2 separate regions of the Homo sapiens genome follow, and region 2 is linked to region 1. Evidence: chromatin loops called from intact Hi-C (ENCODE). Cell type or tissue: HCT116. All regions are shown on one strand. Each heading gives the region's core, and the rest is flanking DNA. Links, peaks and the distances in the headings are about the cores only. Region 1 overlaps LOC105376081 (a long non-coding RNA gene). Region 2 has its middle 75 kb from the start of ALDH1A1.

Evidence for each region. Peaks named below come from ENCODE experiments on the same cell type or tissue, not always from the same donor. Only the 100,000 strongest peaks of a DNase experiment are listed, where the experiment ranks them.
Region 2: a loop joins it to region 1, with 2.7 times the contacts of the local background. A loop is called at or near these places in 2 of 110 quality-filtered maps.

Annotation. Positions count from the first base shown.
Region 1 is chr9:73,094,428-73,107,155 of GRCh38, forward strand. The region is part of intron 2 of LOC105376081 (a long non-coding RNA gene); the gene reads right to left. Among named protein-coding and RNA genes, the nearest start is that of ANXA1, 51 kb to the right of the region's middle. RefSeq lists a silencer at 552-752. In HCT116, for the core only: no CTCF peak of the experiment used is centred there; a DNase peak (open chromatin) is centred at 6,024.
Region 2 is chr9:73,022,051-73,034,778 of GRCh38, forward strand. No RefSeq gene overlaps it. Among named protein-coding and RNA genes, the nearest start is that of ALDH1A1, 75 kb to the left of the region's middle. In HCT116, for the core only: no CTCF peak of the experiment used is centred there; no DNase peak of the experiment used is centred there.

The sequences.
Region 1 (12,728 bases), core at 1,932-9,931:
CGTGTTTTAAAATATATGTATATTTTTAAACTGCTCCAGAAATGTTGGGGTAAATAGTTTGAAACTTTGAATTGAACAGTTTGTTTCTGTTGTCTTTTAATTTTTTCAAGTAACTGAGTGCTTATTTGAGGGAAGGAGAAAACCTTTAAGAGTTACTTTACAAAACCCAATACATGCTTTTAAAGGGTAATTTCTACCTGTACTCTAAATAAGCGATAAGCAAAATGAGGTAAATAACAAAATGAACATTTTATTAACTAAAATGTCCCTAGGGAATAGTCAACATTAACTTAATAAATAATTGTGGAATGAATAGATGGGTAAGCATCTGCTTTAGTCTGTTTTGTGCTGCGATAACAGAATACCTGAGAGTGGGTACTTTATAATGAAGAGAAATTTATTTTCTCATAGTTCTGAAGGCTGACAAGTTCAAGATTGAGGGGCTGGCATCTGGAGAGAGCCTTCTTGCTTCATCATTCCATGGCAGAAGGCAAGGGGGCAAAAGAGAGAGTCCAACTCCTGACAACACTTTCATTAAGGCATTAAACCTACCTATTGGGCTGGAACCCTCATGGCCTAGTGACTTCTTACAAGCCACACCCCTTAGTACTGTTACAATGGCAATCAAATCTCAACATGAATTTTAGAGGGGAAAAACATTCAAACCACAGCATTCTGTGCTTGGCACCCCAAAACTCATGTCCTTCTCACATACAAGATAGATTCATTTCATCCCTAAAAGTCTTAACTCGTTCCAGCACCAACTCGTAAGTTCAAAGTCCAGAGTCTCATCTAAATGAGATATGCGTGAGACTCAAGGCATAATTTATCCTGAAGCAAATCCCCTTCAGCTGTGAGCCTGTAAATTAAATATGTTATATGCTTCTAAAATACAGCGGTGGGATGGGCATAGGATAGACATTCTCATAGGCAAGAAGGAAGAAGTAACAAACAGATCCCAAGTAAGTCTAAAACCAAACAGGACAAACAACATGAAACATGTTGTTTGATAGTGTTAAGGCTCCAGAATAACCTTTCTTGACTCTGTGTCTCACCTCCCCGACACACTGTGGTAGAGACTGAGCCTTTGAGGTCCTGGGGAGCCCCACTCCCGTAGCTTTGCTGACTACAGCCCACGTAACTGCTTTTGCATATTGGAGTAGAATGCCTGTAGCTTTCCCAGGTTGGCTTTGCACTCCGCTATGGTAGCTCCATTGTTCTGGGATTTGGAGCTGGCTCCACTTGGCACTGCCTCAGTGGAGACTCTTTGGAATGACTCCACTACTGCTGCAGTTTTTTGTCTGGGCCTCCAGTCTATTTAGTAGGTACTTTAAAATCTAGTTGGAGGCAGCCATGCTTCTACAGCTCTTGTACTATGCACCTGAAAATTAGCACGAGGTGGATGCTGCCAAGATTTACAGCTTATACATTCTGGAGTAGCAGGTGAAGCCACATCTGGGTCTACTTGAGCCATAACTGGAGTGGTCAAGGCAGCAAGGCCTGATGCCCCATCAGCCCCCCATGACTGTCCCCTGAAGCCATTCTACCTCAAGACTCTAGAACTCAGCTTGAGATAGGAAGGACAGCCTCAAAGATCTTTGAAATGACTTCAGAATCTTTCTCCCATTATCTTGATATATAGCACCATGCTTTCTTCTGTTCATACTAATCTCATCAAAGAGTTGCTTGGACATACCCTTTGTATTCTCTCCCAAACATATTTTTATTCTTTACATGGCCAGGCTGGGGATGCTCCATTTTTTTTTATATCTGATACCTTTTCATTTATTTATTTATTTATTTATTTATTTATTTATTTATTTGAGACAGGGTCTCACTTGAGTGCAGTGGCATGAATATGGCTTACTGCAGCCTAGACCACCTGGGCTCAAGCAATTCTCCCATCTCAGCCTCCTGAGTAGCTGGGACCACAGGTGTACACCATCACACCTGGATAATTTTTGTTGCATTTTGTTTTGTTTTTGAGTAGAGACAGGATTTTGCCATGTTGCCCAGGCTGCTGTTGAACTCATGGGCTCAAGCAATTCTTCTGCCTCAGCCTCCCAAAGTGCTGGCAGTACAGCCATGAGCCACTGCACCCAGCCTGCTTCCTTTTTAATTACGAATTCTATCTTTCAATAATTTCTCTCTTATTGAGTTTTGCTATATGCTATTGGAAGAAATCATGCAGCTCCATCAGTGCTTTGCTACGGATAGATTTCTTCAGCCAGATATCCTAGTACATGGCTCATAAATTCTGCCACTCAAACAGGGACATAATTCAGCCAAGTTCTTTGCCACTTTATAATAAGGATATCATTTCTCCAGTTCCCAATACCTTGTTCCTCATTTCCATCTGAGACCTCATCAGAATTACCTTTACTGTCTATATTTCTATCAACACTCTGGTCACGATCACTTAAGTAGAGTTGTCCCTCAGTATCTATAAGGAATTGGTTCCAAGACCCCCAATTGATACCAAAATCCATGACTGCTCAAGTTCCTTATGTAAAATGTCATAGTATTTGCATATAATCTATGCACATCCTTTCATATGTATACTTTAAATCATCTCTAGATTACTTACACTACCTAATACAAAGCTTACACATTACTTCAACAGTACAGTATTCAACATTGTACTTGGCACACTGCAAATTCAAATTTTGTGTTTTGGAACATTGTGAATTTTTTCCTAAATATTTTTTATCCATGTTTTGTTGAATCCACAGATGTGGGATTCATGGACATGGAAGGGCAACTATAATCTCTAAGAAGTTTCCGCCTTTCTCTACAGTTATCTTTTTCTGAGCACTCACAAGAATTGCCCTTAACTCTTTATTTACATCAATCAAGGCTTTTTCTAGCCTGCTCCTCCAAATTCTTCCAGCCTTTACCCTTTACTCAGTTCAAAGCCGCTTCTACATTTTAGGTATTGATTATGGCAACAGCCCCACATCTGGGCACCAATTTTTTGTCTTAGCCCGTTTTGTGCTACTGTAATAGAATACCTGAGACTGGGTAATTTATACTAAACATAAATTTATTTTCTTACAGTTCTGGAGGCTGTGAAGTCCAAGCTTGAGGGGTTGGCCCCTGGCAAGGGCCTTCTTACTTTACCACAATGCCATGATCGAAGGTGGAAGTGTGGCAGGCCAGTTCTCCCTGACAATCACACAGACAGGCCTGCCTAGCACCCCAGTTAGATAGACAGATTTCCACAGCACTGCCTTAACACTGAGCGGATAGTTAAACCTAAGGAAATCGTGCCCAGACATCAAAGCTAGAAATGAAAAATATGGTCAGTAGGAGGTTTGCATGGGCTTTTCCCTTGCTGGAGCAAGGGAGAATGATAGAGACACCCTTACATCCCTAGTGCCAGGACCCGTCTCTGGTTGATGAAATCTGAGATGAGTCAAGGTAACGGAGGCAGCTGTTTGAATAGATTTATTGGAGAGTCTAAGGCAGCTCTCTGAACCAAGCTGTAAAGGAGATAGGCTAGAAATAATCACTCCAGTACCACAGTAGACAGGGCTTGAAGGTACTGGGAACCTTACAGCTTAATCAAACTTAGCAAGCACTTTTTTGCCTCTGACCTTCTAGCTGAAACAAAATTCGTTACAATAGACTTCGGTGAATGCTTCACATTGGCACATGACCCCAGCCTAGATAAGCACTAAGAAAATTGTTACACTTCGAGTTGGTCTGGTGGAATTATCGCTGACCTACTCCCTGAGTCTGGTTATAGCAGTAAATTCCCTTCTTTCCTAGTTTGTCTGCTTCTCCTTATTGGGCCCTGAGAAAATGCAGCCGGACCTGGCTAGGTTCCGGAAACAGAAGAGCAAGAAAGAGAGCTTACTCACCAAAACCCATTTTATTAAGGCTTTAAACTCGCCCATGAGGATTGAGCTCTCAAGGCCTAATCACCTCTGCAAGGCTCCACCTCTTAACACTATTACAATGGCAGTTAAATACCAACATGAGTTTTGGAGGGCACAAATATTTAAGCCATAGCAATAGCTATTACTTCAGATTTTGAAGATGGCTTTGAAGATTTTGCATTTTCAATCATAATTTTAAGAAACATTTTCACTGTATATTTTCCCTAGATCTTGACTTTCCAAAAGTGTCATAAGAACAAAATGTGTTCCATGTCTACCATTCATCTGCCTTCTGAAATAAAATTATTCTCCCAGAAAGAACACAAAATTAATTATTTTAATTAATGGTCTAAATGTTAGAGGAATATCACTATATCACTGTAAGTTTTAGTTGCCTAGATTGATAATAAGTTTTACATTAATAACATTTTCAACAATTAATGTTACAGTCAATGGGAGTCATATTTTTATATTTCTTTAAGTCAAAATCCACAGTTGATATTTTGTTATAGTGAGTTCAAGTGATTTTTAGCTAACTGTTCTCATGTTTAATTTGCTATGCTGCTATGAAATATCAGTGTTCTAAAGAACTGTGGAACTAGAATATGGGGTAGAGAAGATAAAATAGTTAAATTAAAATCCATATTTATAATTACATACTTTAATTTTGTCATAAAATTAATTCTCTTTCAAGATTTGCAAAGTCAAATGTTCTGTGTTCTCAATATTTTCATGGATTACTTAAGCTTTGAGAAACCTAGCTTACTGATTTATGAATTTGCAAGTTATCTTGAAATATTTCCTGTGGAATCTGTGGTAATTTATTAGCTGCTTTAGAGTTTAAAAGCAGAGAAATATTTAATTCATTTTAAGATGCATTTGTGGGACAAATACTATCAGAAATAATGTGATTACTTTCACAATACTTTTACCTTTTTTAAAGTTCTTTTTATGTTTTCTCTTGTATCAGAGACAAGTATTTACACTCAGCTTATGTTGCCAAGATAGGGAACATTCTTCATACTATCTACTCATTCATTCACTACATTAGGTGTTGGAAACAGAACAGTTGAGGTTCTAACTAGGACACTGTTTACAGACAGGAATCTTGTAAGCAAGAAAGTAAATCTGAGAAGGTCATGATAGTAAGAGTATAGTAAATATTTGTTACATTGAAGTGAATTTAAAAATTTATAACAAGAACATTAATGACAATTTGTAAACGACAACTAATGATTACATTTCACCACTGAAAATCAAGATACTAGTAATTAAGATCAATTATAATACTTATCATTGAAGGGGAAAAAGCACTGATGAAGAAGAAAATGCAACTGAAATGTCCTCCCACTTTTTCATGACTCTCAAAGGATAGCAACATTTCAAAGTAGCTAGAAAAGAGGACTGGAAATGTTACCAACACATAGAAACAATAAATACTCAAAGTGATGGATACCCCAACTACCCTGACTCAATCATTACACATTCTATACACGTAAAAATTCTCACATGTACCCCATGAGCATGTAAAATATTATGTGCCAATAAAAGAAAAAAATAGAACAAGATTTAAAAATGATAATCTTGATTAAAATGGTTACTGCCTCTGGCTTGCTCGGCTCCATCATTCTGATTTCCTCTAGTTCAACTGGGAGTAAAAATAATTGTGTGTGTTTTTTTTCCCCTTAGGTCAAATGCATTGTTCTGTAAAAAGTGGGTTATTTATTGACTTTTAATCCCAAGATGTGTTTAAGATATATGCTTCTTACATATTTTTACCAACTTTTTTCTAAAAGAAAAAAAGAAAACTCAGGGAAAATATATCTCATGTGAAGTTAAATATGGAAAACGTTTTATCTTACCTTAAAAGTAATTAATAACCTGTGATTATGAGCCCAATGGGGGCATTATGGCTGAGCCAATGAGTGTGTCTTGTGCATCTACTGTGCGTCTGACTCTAACCTAGAGGCTGCTGAGTAAAAAGTGTGGTTGTAGGAAACTGAATCCTAATCTCCTAAGAAAGTGTGTGTGTGTGTGTGTGTGTGCGCGCGCGCGCGCGTGCATAGGTGTGGATGCAGGTCTGGATGGAGTAGGAGAGGTGGTTAGGTATTGACTCAACCCATGATAAAGAGGTGACTCAGGCAAGAGCAGTTTCTCATACTCAGGGAAAGAACATTCCGGGAGCTAAGTGGGAAGCAGAAATCCAGTAAGAAAGAAGGAGGTGATTAGAGCTCATGAATGGAATTGGGCCAACTCCGTGTGTCATTGCTTCAGGATTGGCTCTTTCACAGGTAAAAGCAAATGTGGAGTACCTGGACATGGAGCTGGAGTGAGTGTCAAGTAGAGGAGCAATAAACAGTGAGTCACATATGGACAGGAATAGCCACATGTTGTCTATTAATTTGGATTTTGCTTTCCACGGTCAGTTATGCCTGCTATGACATGGTATGAAATGGGGATCAGCCATTCAAAGAATCCAAAATAGCAGATAACTTACTTATAAGTGCCTGCATGGAAAAGGGATGGCTAGGGAACCATATCTGCAAAGTAACATGCTTGTTTCTTCACACACACACACATACACACACACATTTTAAGATACTTTTCCATTGTATTCTTTCCCTAGATCTTGGCTAGCCACAAGTATCATGAAAACATTATATATACATACGCACACACACACAACACATATATATATACACATATAAATATATATGTAAAATTATTTCAGGTTCTGAGGGCTTTCAAAATACTACTCAAAGTTTTTATGAAGTTAATGATGGTTTTATTTCATTTGCTACATTATTCCTCTGCTGTTCACCCTAAAATTAGGTCTGGTTATTACCACTCAAGATCATGTTTTATCTTAATTATAATCATTGATTCAATAAAACTTTAAATTGCAATATACATGTCAGGCCATTTTCTACAAAAGTCAGAGGGAATAGTCTCCTCTTTCAATGATACAGCATCTATAGTTTTGAATATTCTCAAGCTAAGGCACAATATGAATCTAGTGAGTTACTTATCTAGAAAATGTGCTTTATCTAAAAGTCAGAATCTATATCTCAACATGACATTGTGAAGTGCTTCTTAAATCTTCATGAGTCAAAAAAAAAAAAGACCCATAAAAGAAAATGGCAAATATGCATTTTGGTATCTATGAAATAAATGTCTTCAAATATATTCCTTCTGGATGTCAATCAACATGGTCGTTTCAGTTTGTTAATGGACTGCCTTGTGCATCAGAAACTCAAATATCCGAAGGATATTTACTTGAAGGTAACCAGATTAATGTTATTAAGAGTTATTTTAGTTATTCTAAAGCCATGAGAAAAGATTACATTTGTAAGCTTGTTTTTATTCTCTTGTTCTGTTTCTACATCCAAATCCCAGGACATCATCTTCCCTGGGGATACTGTTGCATTTGGATGGCTATGTGCAAGTTTTAAATTTTCCTGGACTTTTTCCAGCTCCACCATAATTTCTTTCAGTTCTTGGGCAGCTGATATAAGAGGAAGAATCGGGAAGAAACTTATAAGAAATTTTCATTAAAAAAGCATTGTTAATATTTCATGAATAAAAAATTATAGAATTTAGTTTACAAACAGCATTGATCCAATGTGTATTTATTAATTTGCTTATACATCGTTCCACTCTCATTCATTCAATATTTATTGAATATTTACTACACGATGAACACTTAGTTTAGAATAAAAAATGCAGTGATGAACAAAAGACTCAGTGTGTCTGATAAAGTTTATATTCTAGTGAAAAAGGATAGAAGCAAATGACTGAACACATATGTTAAAAAATTGAAAGATTGTAATAAATATTAGCAAAGATGTAAATAGAGTACTGTGCGTATACATTACTGGGGAGATCTGATTAGGTAAGGTTGGTTAGAGGAGTTTTCTCAGTGGGAACAACTTTTGAAGTGAATCTTGAAGAATGAATAGAAGTTGACCATGCTGAAAATGAGAAGGTGAGTGTGAGAGAGAATGCTTCAGATGAGAGAACAGAAAGCTAAAAGGCCCTGATGGAAGAAATACGTTGATAATATCTTGCAACTTATGAGCTAGTGTGACAAGATCTCAGTGAGTAAAAGAGAGAGGCTCAGGCAGTATGACAGGGCCTGGATCAGGCAACTTAGTGCCTTGTAGGAAATAATAAAGAGTATGGGTTTTACTTGCAGTCCATTGAAAGCCATTGGAGGGGTTTAGGCAGAGTTAAAGCAGATCTCTGTGACTGCTGAGTGATGAATAAATTGGTTGTGCCAAGACAGGAGCGGGGAGACCATTCAGAAGTGGTTGTAGTTTACCAGGCAGCAACTACAGATGTTGGTGACTCAGGTCAGAGTAGGGGATGTAGAGATGGATGGATTTAAGATATATTTTTGACAATTAAACTTACACTTTTAAAATTCCAAATAAAAGAAGAATCAAGAATGAATGACTGTAAAATATTTGGGCTTAGTAAATACGTAATATCCATACTCTAATTTTTAGATGGATAAATTAAATTTTACCTCATAACAATAAAAAGGTACTCATATTTGAAGGACTAATTATTTTTCTGATTAATCTTCCCACAGTGATATATTATGACATAGTTCCCTACATTTAGAGTTCCTGGAACTATACAAGGAAAAACATAAGGAAGCAAAGCATATGAGAGTCACACCTACTATTACTATTTACTGGCCATCTATTGCATTTGTAACTTGTCATGCCCCTTCTTCTCAGGATCTTTTGTTAAGTTACTTTATTATATATGATTTACATGCCCCCCAAAACTGCAAGCTTTTAAAGTATACAATTCAACTAATTTTAATAGACCAATATATCCATAAAACCACCACCACACACAATGTATGAATTATTTTAATTAACCCCAAGTTTCTTGTGCTTCTTTGCACATTAAGATCCCACAAGAAAATGTTGTATGTATATAGTCACATGTATTTTTTTTAAATTCAGAGAAAAAATAATATTTTAAATTTACCCAGATATTTATCATTTATAATGATTTTTTCTTTCTTCCTTAATATATGAATTTTTCTCTACTACCTACTTTTTCTTCATCCTCAGAACTTTCTTTCAGCATCTCTCCTGGTGCATGTACAAGGACAATACATTCTCTTAGTTTTCTGATATCTGAAACATGTACTATTTTGCCTTCACTTATGAGGGATTTTTTGCTGGACATGGAATTCTGGGTTGTCAATTATTTTTTCTTTCAGTACTTAATTTTCCCACCTTTCCAATTTATAAATATTTTTAAAGATTTTCCATGAACTTGAATTGTGTTCCCTTCTGTGTGATGTATTGTTGTTCTTTGTTCCGCTTACTTTCATGATTTTCTCTTTATCTCTGGATTTCAACCATCTGATGAGGATGAGCTTAGGTGTGACTTTCTTCATATTTCTTCTGATAGGTGGTGCCAACCTTCTTGAACCTGTGAAACACTGACTTTCACGAAACTTGAGAAGTTTATCCATTATTTCTTCACATTTTTTCCTACCACTTCTCTCTGCCTTTTTCTTCTGAGAGTCTGATTATAAATATTAGAAATTTTCATATACTTTTACAAGATTTCTGAGGCTCAGTTCTTTCTTTTTAAATTATGTTTTCTCTTTTTAAAAATTGTCTAATTTATATTAATCCATATTAATTTTACTAACTCTTCTTTATATGATTTCCATTCTGCTATTAAGCCTATTTAAAAAAATTAGATATTGGGTTTTTTAGTTATATAATTTCTACCTGGTTATTTTTCATATATTCTGTTTCTGGGGTATGATTTTTCTCTTTTCTTTTATTATAAGCAGTTAAAAGAAAGAAATCCTTAAGCATAGTTATATCAGCTGTTTAAAAATCCTTATCTGATAATTTCAACATCCAGCTCATCTCAGGATTGGTCTTTGTTGACTGTATTTCCCCTTGAGACTGACTTTTCTGGTTCTTTACATCATATTCTGTTCAGTGTGATTATTGTGTCTTTGATACCTAGAGTTGTTATATATCTTTGGTGAATTTTGATTTCTTTTGTGATTTAGTAGGCAATTAATTTGATTAATTTGATTAGCTGCAACAAGTTGCAGCTCAAAACTCCATTCACCTCTCTAAGTTATGTCCTACTCCCCAGAACACGTGAATATGTCAGGTTACACGGCAAAGGGGAACTAAAGTTGCAAACAGTATTAAGGTTGCTAATCAGCTGACCTTAAATCAGAGATTAGCCTGGATCATGTGGGCAGGCCTAAGGTAATCACAAGAAACCTTAAAACTGGAAGAAGCAGTCAGAAAGGGCGATGTGACAATGGGGCAATGTTGGAGACCTGCTATGCTGCTGGCTTCAAAGATAAAGGGAGAGGGTCACAACCAGCAAATCTGGGCAGTGTTTGAGGCCGGAAAGGCAAGGTGATGGATTCTTCCTGACAGCCTCCAGAAAAGAATTCCATACTGCTGACACCCAGATTTTAACCTAGTGATGGTTATTTTGAATTTGTTACCCACAGAACTCTAAGATGATACATTTGTGTTGTTTTAAGCCACTAAATGTGTGGTAATTTGTTAGAGTTGCAATGAAAAAAATACAAATTTTCCGTCCCCAAAATTTGAAAACCAACTCCAGAGAAAAATAACATTGCTGTTTAGTCAAGTGAATGGTTGATTTTGTAATTGTGCAAGAAGTATTTTAAATTGAAATTATAATTAAGGAGTATCATTTCTCATACTGACTGGGGTAAGATTATGGAGACATAGTCGAGCCGAATTCCCCCAGGCCTAACCTTCTAATTCTTCCCTCATGGTTCTCTTGCATAGCTCCTATGTCTTAAACATGGGGCTGGCTCAGAGCGTGAAGTTTCATAAGTGAGTCCTGGCTAAGTTCTTTGTCTCTTTTTCCAGTAGCCCAAATATCAATGTTGACACCTTAAAAGGTACACAATTTTATAAATTATAGACAATTCCCTGTTTCAGACTCTTTTTTAAAATATAAATACATGATTCGAACATTTTTTTCTGCATACAAGAAAAAAAGTTGGAATAATGCATGACATTCATATTAAACATTATTCATCAGCACTGAATGAGAATTGCAAAGGCTGAGAGACAACCAGCATTTATCTATCACATATGTTCAAAACGATCATCTTTAACATCTATGTGATATCTCTCACATATGTCGAAACTTTAAAGACAGTTGCTGCAAAAGTTTTGAAATATTTCCTTTACACCACTGAGAATAAAAATATCAGAAGGAAGAGGAGAAATATATAGATAATACAGCAATAATAAAGTTTAGTATGAAAAGAGAGTTGTTTATTTTCTAGTACTGGTTATAATTATCTCTGAGGTTCTATTTAGTATTTTGTATATAATTACCTTTCTGGTAGGTTGGGTGCAAAATAATTAGTGTTTTTTTGTTTTGTTTTGAGATGGAGTTTCACTCTTGTTGCCCAGGCTGGAGTGCAATGGCACAATCTCGGCTGACTACAACCTCTTCCTCCCAGGTTCAAGCAATTCTCCTGCCTCAGCCTCCCAGGTAGCTGGGATTACAGGCACACGCCTCCACACCCAGCTAATTTTTGTATTTTTAGTAGAGATGGGGCTTTGCCATGTTGGCCAGGCTGGTCTCAAACTCCTGACCTCAGGTGATCAACCCACCTCAGTCTCCCAAAGTGCTGGGATTATAGGCATGAGCCACTGCACCCGGCCACGTAATAAATTTCAATGGCAAAACCACAATTACTTTTGCACCAACTTAATATAAGACAGTTTACATTTTAAAATTACCTTCAGTGTGCTTTGCTAGTTTTTCTTCTTCTATACTACTAAGTCATAATATGCCTCACACATTCTCTTGAGTATCTTTATTTTCTGGTCAGAATCATTCTATAGAGAGAAGAAAGGCTTAGAGCATCCTTGCAACCATATTATCTAACCATAAATCTCTGCCCCTTATAACTGAGGGACATTATGTAGGATGAAACCTCAACAAGCCCCGTATACTAGAAAAAGACAGTAACTGTCAAGGACACCTGTTTTTTAGTGTGCAGTATCTGTGAACAAGAACAGCTGGTAACCCTGGATCTCATGGGTGCTAAGTCACTTTTCAGCCTGATGTTAATAAACAATCACCTCAAACTAAATGATAACAATGGTGTTCTATGGACAGTTCTTGACTTAATAAATAAAAGCTCACAAATCTGCCTTGGAAAAGTTACCTTATGGCTTCAAAAATCTAATCTGAGTAGCTTAAAAACAGAGCTTTAACAGAAGGTAACCTTAAACACAACACCAGGGCCTGTGCAAGATCTCTACAGAGAGATTTTTCTTTGTTTTGAGAATTTTTCCTGCTCATTCAAAGCTTATGGGAATTTTTCAAATCGGGCTTTATTTAGTACTTCTCCATAATTCCCTGTAAATGAGAATGATAAATTTAGTGATAGAAACGGTTCATATTTGGAGTGACTGGAAAAGGATCAAGTTCTTAAAAAAATGGCAGTAAGTTCTTTCACATAGATGTATCTTTCACTGACTTCTATGCCATAGTACCACTGATCTTCACATTTTTCATAATGCAATATCTGATTTTCATATTTCTACCTATTAGCATTTTTGACTTATTTACAAACATCAGTAAGAAGCCAGAAATAGTCACAAATTTACTAAGGAATAGGCCAACTATTTTTATTCTAAGTAACAGTGAGAGAATCAAAACTCACATTTCTAAACTTCACTGGAGTAATGATTAAAACTCACTGTTAATTATTGTGCATGTTTTGCAAGTTGAAAACTTCAGAGACGAAGTACAAATTAATGTGAACATTTATCTCCCCCG
Region 2 (12,728 bases), core at 1,991-9,990, 72 kb before region 1:
TGGGGCCAATTTTTGCACCTTCTAGAAGGCATTTCACCTTCTCCCTCTCTCTCTCCAGAGTATCATAATTCACAGTTCCCACCGTATAGCTTTACAGAACTTTATTCATGCATTTACACATTTATATAGCTTTTTTAACATAAGGAAAATCATACTATGTGGTACTAATATTTTCAATATTTCTCTTGCTACTATTTTTATTTAACTTGTTTTTTTTCACCCCACCTAAGCCTCCAAATTGGCACATACAGAACTGCTTGGTTAACTGTAACAATTGCAAGGTAATATTTAGCACTGTGTGAGCACAAGATGTTTTGTAGTATTCAGAACCCAAAACAACATTTTTATAAAAATCCTTAGCATAATATTGGCAGACCTTTGGAAATAACTATTTTAGCTGTATGTTGAAACTACAGGCCGGTTTCTATAATTAATATCACAAGAGAGACAGTGGAACTTAATAGAAAGACCATTGGAACAGAATGAGCCCTTGAACTAACTTAGTCATTTGACCTTCTGGGACTTACTGTCCTTATTTGTAAACTAGAAGACGTTGGTCCAGATTTTTTCTAATAGTCCTGCTAGCTCTAGAATGGTATATATATATACAGTATTGGAATTCCTAGTTTTCATTAAGAACATTTCCTATTTGGCAAGTGTTAAATACCTACCTTCACTCAACACTATGGGCAAGCTGAGTAACAAAAATATATGTTATCTGTTGTGCATGTCAGATATTCATTGGTAAATTACTTGTTCTGATATCTTCTTCAATGATTGCCTCCAACAATAAATATTTCCCAAAAAGTACTGGCGCCATTTTAGATATTGAGCTCAATTTAAAATAAAGAAATTAAGAACCGGAGTAGAAATTCAAGTATAAGTGGTTAGAGGGATAAAATCAAGTGAACTAAAATAAAAATTTATGTTTAAAGTGAAGAGGGACTGTCCCTTTAGTTGTGGTAAATACATGCAGGAGAAAAAAACACAAAGATGTATGGAAATCATATGGGGGAGAATTAAATGTTTGGGTAATTGCTGGGGAATGAAACTATGGCGTCATTCCGCTTCCTGGAAAAGAACTGCTGCTCCCCCTTGCGGCAAGTGTGAAAAGCTGGCATCCTGTTAAAAAAAGTATTTCATTCTAACGCAGTGATACAAGATCTGTTTGAGTTATAGTGACACGCTGCTTTGAAGCGGGAAATAAATGGCATACGTAGGCAACTCAAGTAATGATTCTATCCCAGATATAGGCTTAATGTCACCAAAAGAAAAGGATAGAGGATGTTAGGTTGTGGCTAGAGAGACCACAAAGGCTGACTGTGGTCAACACATGTAATTGGTTAGTCAACACCTACTTAACAAATATGTGTTAAGTTAATGTCAACAATTTTGTAAGTTTGAGAAGAGTCAGTACTGAGAATAGTACAAGGTAATATCAAACAGTCATTTTTCAAAAGTGTGTCACTCAGCTGGAAAGATAAAATATGAAATAGCCACAAGGAGACAGTTAATTACAAGTAGATTCCGTACCATACTGAATGACTTAGAACAGAGAGATTATTATTGTTAGAGAAGAATCGCCAGAGGAGAGAGGCTTTTAATGAATCATGTAGAAAAGCATAATAAGCAGGAAAATAGTCAATATTGTTAGAGTTTTATCTGTATAAACTAAAAGCAAGAAAGAGTACCTAGGGCCAGATTAAACAACCTTGCACTAAGTGCTTTGGATTTTATCCCATTTATTTTATAGATGAATGATTGTATAGATGAATAGAGAAGTGGCATATGGCCAAATGTTTCAGGAAGTTTAATCTGGGAAAATGTATGCTATAAATTTCTCTTAAGTACATGTAAATTTAAATGTTTAAAAGAGGTGTTATTATTAAAAAGTAAAGTTGTACCTCTCTAGTCCATCATTCCCTATTCCCTTACTCTGCTTTTTTCATATAATTTATTACTACCTGACATTATATTATTATATATGTGTTTTCTGTTTGCTTGTATCACTAACTGGCTGTAAGTTTCATGAGGGTAGGGGCTCTGTTGCTTGTGTTTACTGTTGTATCCCTAACTTCTAAGATAGGATATTTGATAAATAAATGGTGGGCATTTGATAAATATTTGTTAATATTATAAATAAATCTGTATTGAAAAACAAGAGGCTTGAGGCAGGAAGAACAATTGTCTGTTTATCAAGATGGTAAAACTTGCTCTTGGAGAGAGGAAGGAAATGAGGATAAAAAAGAGACATTCAATATTTTGAAGAATGAATAAACTAGACTTGATAACTCACTGAATGTGGCTGATGAGGAAGAAAGAAGAATCTCAAATTGCTGAGGCTTCAAGATTATATGCATGGGAGGACGGTGACAGTGGTGAAAAACATTGGGGCAGCCTGGTGTGGTGACATCACGCCTGTAATCCTAGCAATTTGGGAGGCCAAGGCAGGAGGATCATTTGAGGTCAGGAGTTCAAAACCAGCCTGGCCAACATGTGGAAACGTTGTTTGTACTAAAAATACAAAAAAAAAAAAAAAAAATTAGCCGGGCATGGTGGCTGGCCCCTGTAATCCCAGCTATTCGGGAGGCTGAGACAGGAGAATTGCTTGAATCTGGGAGGCAGAGGTTGCAGTGAGCTGAGATCGCGCCACTACATTCTAGCCTAGGCCACAGAGTGGGACTCTGCCTCAAAACAATATACGTACATATATGCCCCTATATCTATATAGGGGCAGTCAGTTGGGAAGCATGTTTTGGTGAGATAACAGATTAAACTTTTGACTCAGAAAGTCTGAGTTGAGGGACAGTTAGAGATATCTGATTAGAGTCCGGGTGACAGGGCAGAGTTGGAGATTTTGCCTTATGGTAGGGATGATAGTTAAAGTCATGAGTTTAGATAAGATTTCTGTGGGACAAACTCTAGATGCAGCGAGAAAGAAGACAGAAAAATAAACCCTATGCCTATTTAAGCCATCTTGAAAACTGTCCTGAAAACCGAATTCTGGCCCATTCATTATTTATGCATTCATCCCACACATATATCTTGAGTTCTGCATAATAAAAATGATATGAGGATTATAAGGAACTCACAACTTAGTAGTAGAGACAAACAAAAAGGGAAGATTCACACACGTTTTTTCTAAATAAATCAGCCACCCTGTCTCCAGCCAACTGTGGACCTACTGTCAGACCTTAGGATCTTTCAAAACAAGCCGAATTTTATGAGACAATTTCTAATACCAAAATATAGGATATTAATTAAAATGTGTGGGCCAAAACAAAACATGTTTGTTAGCCAGATTTAACGTGCAGCCCATCCTAACATATTTGCAATCAGGAAGACAGCCTTTTCTCTACCTTACCTCTTAAATTAGACAATCTAAGGGGAGAATGCTTTTAGTCCCGTGAGAATCAGATTTAACATTTAACAATTTAGTAGCAAGGGACATTTTAGGAAAGTCTGGTATACTGGTAGGTAGGATCATTCTTATTAGTACGTCTTTACTCATTTATTTATTTAACAAATACAGCCTATACTACCTGGTAGGAACTCAGTATATAATGGTGATCAAATTAGAAACATCGATGTTTTGTTCAGGGAAATTTCATCAGATAGGAAAAGATTTAGGGCCATTACCAATGGAAGGAAGAACTCTAAGAGCTGAAATAAATAACTACTATGTTGGCTGAAACTGCTTTAATATTAATGAGAAAGTTGGGCATAGGGAAGACCATTCCTAGTGAAGCATTTTTCTATCTGTGTGTATTGCCTGGGGTGGGAGGATGGTGAAAATGGCCCTAAAAATACATAATATGGATAGAAAAGAGAGACAATGAATGAATAATAAAATATATCACATTTGTTTCTTGTAGGAAATAGCTGCAAAGAATCAGTTTGAAATGAAAACTTATTAAACCAGTGGCTTTCAATTTCTCTGGATTATGTCATAGTAAAAAAAATTATTTTCCCTTTCCATAGTGTACACAAGAGCAGACACACACTTAGGTGTATACACACACACTAAAACCAAATTTTACGTTAATATTTACATTTACTATATATGACACCTTGAGATATTTTCCATTGTTTTATTTTGGTTTTTAAAGGCACTTATCATGACCTTATAATGAGTCAAACCCTCCTCTTTGAAAACAGTGGACTAAATAAAACGGACACATGTCACTGTATATCAGTCCTTACTTCTTCTCAATGGGCACCATGGATTTTCCAGGATGAGGTCCAGAAAGTGTACAGTAGGATCTGAGATACAGTATGATTCTTATACTATGAAGTTATAGTCAGAATTGGATAATTTCCTTATTTATTCTTTTTGATGCAATACCACTTTATATCAAGATGCTGTGCTTATTTTCAGGAACTTCTTACTTTTACCAGTCAAGTCAATCATAATATTTTAAGAATACACAAACTGAAATTTTATGATGGAGGATATCCGGTGTAAATTTATGTTTCTATTTGTAGAACATGTTTGCATTTAAAGATATGCATGGCTGCATGTGGTGGCTCGCGGCCGTAACCCCAGCACTTCGGGGAGGCTGAGGCAGGAGTATCACTTGAAGCCAGGAATTTGAGACTCAGCCTGGGCAGCAAAGTGAGATTCCATCTCTACAAAAAAATAAAAATTAAAAAAAAAAAGCTGGATGTAGTGGTGCACACCTGTAGTCCTAGCTACTCAGAAGGCTGAGTTGGGAAGATTGCATGAGCCCAGGAGTTCAAAGCTGCAGTGAGCTATGATCGCACCACTGCACTCCAGCCTGTGTGACAAAATGAAATCCTGTCTCAAGTAAAGAAAAAAAAAGAAAAAAGAAAAAAAGGAAAAGGATACTCATGACCAAAACATCAAAAATAATTTACAGTATTAAGTGATTATTGCTTTAAGTTTCAATTTGCATGGTAATGGTGACATTAGAAAAAGTAGCCCAAGGCACATAGAATTTGAAAATACACAGGTCTCTCTTTAGGGCTCTTATGATTAATGTTGGCTCATGCTACTATTTTTTAAATCTACTTAGCTAACCTGTTGAATTTTGAAATAATTAGGAAAGCAGGGTATTATATAGAAATTGCCACCTATGCACAAAGCTTTCAGGAGTTGAATTTCTGGAATTTGATTCGGTTTATATTATGTTCTTTAGAAAATGTAAATTGAAATACTATAGAGTAAAACTGATATTTTCATATTATGTAACAAGTCTTTAAGACAGAAACCAAGACAGAAGCCAAATAAGCAAGTGAGGGACCATATAATTGGTGACACAAGACATACAAAATAGATTTAGATAAAGTTTTCCATCAGTCCAAATTTTTGAATTGCATTTCCCACGTAATAGATAATAAACATGTGGATTCTATAATGGGTTTACACTATGATGTCATTTGATTTCCCTGCTCTTACATTCTATCATGTGGCAGAGGCTAGAGCAAACCTTCAGTGATATTTACAGAAACCATTAACTTTGTTAAAGATACCTTAGGAGAAATTAGTAATTGTTTGTGATGTTATGAGTGGAGGTTGAGAATGTAGTCTTGGGATTCCTGCTGAAATTCAAATCCTGGCCCCAACTTTAATTGGCTGTGCAACTGTGTAGAGCTACCTACTTCCATTTGGTTTTTCTGACAAAAATGCACAACCTGAACCTAGTCATGAAGAAACAACAGACAAAGCCATATTTAACGACAGCCTAACAAAGAATTAGCCTGTACTCTTCTGAAGTGTGAAGGTTATGAGAGACAAAGGCTAACTTGCAAAACTATTCTAGATTGAAGGAGTTTATAGAAACACGACGACTAAATGCAACGTGCTTCTGCTATAAAGAATATTATTAGGCAAATTAAAGAAAACAATATTATTTTATCAATGTTAATTTTCTGATTTTAATAATTATACTATGGTTATATAAGAGAATTTTTTCATTTTTTGGAAATATACTCTGAAATAGAGGTAACAGGGTGGCATGTCTGTTACTTACCTGTAAAAATTTAGAGAAAGAAAATGATAAAGCTAAGGTGAAATGAAATGTTACCATTTGGGGAAAACGTTTGATGAATATATTCTTGCAAATATACCATTGGACCACAGTCAACTGTTCTTTAAAAAAATGGCCTACTCGGGAGGCTGAGGCAGAAGAATTGCTTGAACCCGGGAGGCAGAGTTTGCAGTGAGCCGAGATTGCGCCACTGCACTTCAGCCTGGGAGACAGAGTGAGACTCTATCTCATTAAAAAAAAAAAAAAAAAAAAAGGCATAATTATACTGAACATAAAAAGCTCTTACTAAGGATTAAATGAGATAATGTATGCAATGCTGAGAATTCTAAAGTTTTGTGAAAAGGTGCACTGAAGGGCTTATTGGTGGTAGGGGTGGGGAAACACGGCAAGAGGCAGGCCGTTAAAAACATACTCTTCTTTGTAAGCAGAGTACTAACATAAAAAATCTAAAATTCCAATAAAAATTTCAATAAAAATTTCAACACAGTTAAACCTCCAGTGGCAGTTTCACCCTTTGCAGCCTTTTACCATGGGCTTATAGTTTCTCCTCCAAATGTAACTCAAAGAGGTCCTTCATTTTTAATGGAACAATTTCTTCAAAATAAAAAAATAGACTTCTTAATCACCACTTTAAAATTTTTAACACAAGAGTAACTGTCTTTGGAGAGTCTTCATGTGCACTCTTAGTTTCACCAAATAGCTAACTAGGTGGACAGCAGGCTATTGGAGGATTTTCAGGATTTAAGCTTTCCCCCCTCCTTTACATTTTCATGTACTGATAATGATTCTCTTTAACTGAGAAAAAGTTTACCCCTGCTTACTTCAAAACATTAATATGTTAGTGGAAATCACAAATTTAGTGAACCTACTTCTTCTTTACAAAAAAACACGATTCCTCTAGCAGATATAAGCAAATTTCGTTTATGGAAACATGTTTTATGTTAACAGACTGTATTATTTCCTAAGTAGGAAGAATAAAAAGCATAAATTTTATTAAGAGCACATGGTTAAACATGGGCAATTTGAAACTGGAATAGTATTATTAAGAAGTAGAATAGGCTCTAATTAGAGTCTTAGAAAAAATAAAATCATAATGGACCATCTTTTCCTAAAATGAGTGAGTCCTTCTTAGAACAGACGAATTAGATGTGTTCTTCAGTTTGTTTCCAGCCTTCTAAACCAATTCACTGTATTTTCAAGTAAAATCCAGACTTATTAGTGTAGTAACAGTAAGCACTCCTCAGGTCAAGTATTCTTTAAAATTGTCTTTATAAAAGAAGAGCGACTTTTATATTCATTTAAGAAAATTTCAAATATTCTAATGCTGCCATTTTAAAATAAAGGATTAAAAAAGAGTCTTGGTTTACTCAGCTCTAAAATGTTTAGCAGTAATACATGAATAAAGGATTAAGCTAAAAAGAAATGTTTTTGCAATCAACAAGAGGAGATGCTTGGAAAAGAAGTTTAACCACATGCCCAGTTTCTCTAGTTATTCCACAGCAACAGCTGAATGAGAAACATATAATATGTAACATGGAACTGTATTATGATGTTATAAACTGGAAAGGAAGCCCAATGTGTGCAGAATTTTTTTCAGTTGAGAGTTTCAGTCATTTTCAAATTCTGGTAATGTATACTTAACATAAAATGTGCCATTTTAATATTTTTTAAGTATACAGGGCAGTGGCATTAAAGTGGCATGAAGTACACTCACATTGTTATATAGGCATCACCACCCATCTCCAGAACTTTTTTCATTTTCTCAAACTGAAGCTCTGTACCCATTAAACAATAATTTCCCATTTGCCCCCGCACCCAGCTTCTGGCAACTATCATTCTACTTTTTGTCTCCATGAATTTGACTACTCTAGAGACCTTATATAAGCAGAATCATACAATATTGGTCCTGTGATTGGCTTTTTCACTTAGCATAGGATTTTGAAGTTTCATTTATGTTGTAGCATGTGTCAGAATTTTCTTCCTTTTGAAGATCGAATAATGTTTCATGGCTTACGGATACCATATTTTGTTTATCCATTTATCCTTCAGTAGGCATTCAGATTGGCTGAACATGGGTGTACAAATTATCTGTTCAAATCCTGTTTTCAATTCTTTAAGATACATGCCCAGAAGTAAAATTGTTGGATCATGTTAAAGAAAAAAATCGTTCTGAAACTTATGAAAATGGTAAAGAAAACTTTGGACTGTTGCGATAGGTGGCAAGACTATCGCCTTAGGGGAGAGAGAATACAGCAAGGACAGCTGGGTGTCCAGAGACAATCAGCAGAGTGACTGAGTCAGTGGACAGAAAATTACTAAGAGGACACATGAAGGTAAGGTGGTTCTTTCTCACCTGACTTAACAGAATTCTTGCTGAAGCCAGACTGTGGTGATCTGATATCAAATGTGGGGGATGAAGAACTTGATCAGATCCCAAGGGTGATCAGATATCAAGGGTGGGGGATTGTCTCTAAAGAGACTTAGCAGGACTCTTGCTGTAGTTGGACTAGGCAGGCCTAATACAGGGCCCCAAAGATGAGAGCTAGTTAAAAAGAGGGCTGAAGAGAGACTAACTAAAGTTAGGTCAGAGAGAGTCTAGTCAATTATATGTAATTCAATGTTTTAGTTTTTGAGGAACCACCATACTGTTTTCCACAGCAGCTGCATTGTTTTACGTCCCATCAGGAATGAACAAAAGTTCCAGTTTCTCCGTGTCCTTGCCAACATCATTTATTTCCTGTCTTGTTTTTCTTTTGCTTTGATTTTTAATAGCAATCTTAATGGGTATGAAGCAATATCTCATTGTTGCAATTTTGATTTGCGTTTCCCTGATGATTAGTGTTGTTGAGCATTTCTTTCCATGGGCCTATTAACGATTTGTATACCTTCTTTGAAGAAATGCTTATTCGGTCTTCATCTGTTTTTAAACCAAGTTTTTATTGTTATTGTTGAGTTGTTAGGAGTTCTTTTTATATTCTGGATGTGAATTTCTTATCAGATATATTATTTGCAAATATTTTCTCCCATTATGTGGGTTGCCTTTTTACTCTGTTGAGAGTGTCCTTTAATACAAAAAAGTTTGTGAATATTGGCAAAGGAGAAATTGGTCTATTTTTTTTTTCTTTGTTCCCTGTGCTGTTGGTGTCACATCCAAAAATTCATTGCTAAACCCACTGTCATGAAAATTTTCACCTATGTTTTCTTATAGAAGTTTTATCGTTTTAGCTGTTATGTTTAAGTTTTAATTTTTGTACATGGTGTAAGGGTCCAAATTTATTCTTTTGTATGTGGATAGCCAGTTTTCTCAGCACCATTTTCTAAAAAGACTGTCTTTTCCCCATTGAATAATCTTGGCATTCTTGTCAAAAATCATTTGATAATATATGTGAGAGTTTATTTCAAGACTCTGTCTTCTATTCCATTGGTCTACACATTCTTTATGCCAGTACCACACTGTTTTGACTAGTGTAGGTTTGTGTACTTTTTGAAAAGAGGAAGTGTGAGACTTCGAACTTTGTGCTTCTGTTTCAAGTGTTTTAGCTCTTCAGGGTCCCTTGTGATTTCACATGAATTTCAGGATGGATTTTTCTATTTCTGCAAAAACACCATTGGGATTTTGATCCATGAACATGAGATGTCTTGCCATTTATTTGTTTCTTATTTAATTTCTTTTAGCAATGTTTTACAGTTCTCGATGTGAAAGTTCTTCACCTGCTTAGTTATGTTTATTCCTAAGCATTTTCTTCTTTCCAATGCTATTGTAAAATAGAATAGAATTGTTCTCTTTGCTATGGTCCTATGTATTAGATACAGAGCATATGAAGCTAATAAACCGCATCACAAACCAACACATGTGATTATGATTTACTTGACAAGCCTGAACACACATACATGAAAAATTAAAGAGGAATTTATTAGTACTGCCTTCACTTCTTAAAAATCACGTCATGCATGTTGTTTATTATTTAAAATGTAAATGAACATTCAGTGAACTCCCTTTTGTTATTGTTTTCGTCTTCACTTTCGATGTGTGCAATGTTCATTGGTAATTTTTCACATTACTAATGTGAAATTTACCAAAATAAAAAATATTTATAAAAATTATATTATAAAAAATAAAAAATGGTTGAAAGAAAATGTTTGTGGTTTGTAGAAATTGAGACAGAGTAAAAAGTTTAGCACAGTAGAGCATATGCCACGAATCAAGTGTTGTTTATCTGAAGGCAAACTTATTTGTGTGATTTCTGCAATGGAAAAATTGGAGTCGCCAAGGAATGAACTAGGGGGTGTTAAATTAAAATTTATATTTCGTCATAGATAAGTGACATAAAAGAACTCTTGAGCTGAATCCTTATAACTTAAAAAGTAAAAATTTGGTAATATTTTATATTTTTAAGAAAAGTGGCTGGGTGTGGTTGCTCACGCCTGTAATCCCAGCACTTTGGGTGTCCAAGGCAGATGGATCACTTGAGGTCAGGAGTTCGAGACCAGCCTGGGCAACATGGTAAAATGCCATCTCTATTAAAATTAGCTGGGCGTGGTGGTACACACCTGTAGTCCCAACTACTTGGGAGGCTGAAGCAGGAGAATTGCTTGAGCCCAGGAGGTGGAGGTTGCAATGAGCTGAGGTTGTGCCACTGCAGTCCAGCCTGGGCAAAAGAGCGAGACACCATCTCAAAAAAAAAAAAAGAGAAGAAAAATGAGAATTTCCTGTGTTGTAGAATAAGAATACTTTTTTTCCTTACATGAATTATCTATTTCAAATGAGTACATCGATAAAACTTATCATGTGATTTTCAATATTACGTTTCCCAATATAGCAGCAGCAACAATATTAATAAAAATAGCAATCATAACTTCATTAATTGAGACCCTCTTATAAGTCAACATTTGACATATACTTTTCTAGTCATCACAGCAAACTGCAAATGAGAAAAATGAAGAGATTCACAAAAGATAGATGAGTTTCCCAAAGACAATCGGCTAGGACCATGCTATCTTTCCTCTTCTATATACTTTGGCATTAGTAATCCCCTATTTCCTTTTGATACCACCATGTCTATCATACAAGCATGACAAGACAGGCTTGTTGGTCCCATTTGTATTTTCCCATTGGTTTGAAAGCTAGTGTACAGGGACCACACTTTCCTCTTATTATAGAGGCTGGTCATGTCAGAATCCATTGTGTGTCAGTAGCATTTCCTGGGAATCTATGTGTGTCAGTATCATTTCCTGGGAAGGTTTGCATACTACTGACTTTGTATCTTCAAATAATGTTAAGAGTTTTAGCACTGAACTATGAGAACTACACAAGCAATATTACAATAAGGAAAAATAAGTGAACCGTTGTAAGGACAGAAATGGACATACTGATAAAAACTTTGATTTATAGAAGCATGACTTAAAAATCAAAGTAGATCAACATTTTATTAACAGAATAATATATGCTCACTGTAAAAAAAAATCAACACAAGCAAAGTATGAAGAGAAGGTAAATATCTTCCCAAATCTCTTCATGAACACACGAGAACATGCCTCCAGATATCATCTCTTTACAGATATATGTGTATGTGTTTGGGTGCATGTATAATTTTATATAGATAATTCCTTCCTACGCATGTGGTGTGGTGTCTACTTTTTTACTCAGCAAAGTGGCAGGGACATCTTCATGGTTATAAATATTGAGATAGTGCTATCATTTTTAATGGATGCAAAGTGTTCTTTATGTAAAATGCTATATTGAAAGAAACATAGGTGGTTTTGAAATTTCACTGTCATAATCAATGCCACGAGTAGCTTTTGTGTGCATGCATTTTAATTCCCTTGGCTAATGATCTCTTCAAGATAAATTCCAAGATGTTGGATATTTGGGTCCAAGGGTAGAAGCATGATGTTACAGTATAAACCTGTAAGCTACTCAGTTAGAAAAGTAGAAACATGTTGTTTAGCTACTTGTATAGATTTGCCAACCTGTATATACAAATACCTGTAACATGTAAGGAAGAAGTCCATTTTTATTTTTCTATAAGATATTACTGAATAATTATTGAGTTTTTCTGAACAGAATAATGTTCTCTCAAGGCTTTGTGATCCTGTTTCGTTATTGACATTGTTGTCTAACACAGGCACGAAGTATAACAGGCACAATTACTACCTGTTCTCAGAAGTTCCTGATAGAAGTCATAGTAATCCACCAACAAACTGTAAATTCCATTCTTCCTCAATTCAGACATATCAGACACCAACAGAATGGCAGGCCAAAAAAGTTATTCATGGACTCATTAGTTCCTGATCCCAGATGTAGACAGCCAGATTACTTCCAGAGGAGGTTTTTGTTGACAAACATTCTTGGCACATTCTTCCAAAAAGGTATCATTCTGAGGAATCTAGCCTGAACACCAAAACAGTAGCATAAAACTCATATTTTATTGCTTTCTTTTCCTATATTTCAGCCCCCAAATAGTTATCATGAGGCTTAGCTTTCATCATTCCACATCCTAATTAAAAAATGGTTGGATCGCAGCAGAGGCAAAGAAACAAAGGCAGCTAATATCTGCCATACTTCATTCACGTATGATTACCTTTAAGTTCTTGCATCAAACTCTATTTCAGTTATCAGAATTGCAGCAAATGGGTTTTTTTCTGTATGCATAACGAGCAAGAGGGATTAAAGCTGCTTTTCTAAAAGGAGCCAATACGGGTGGTCTATATTTGAGA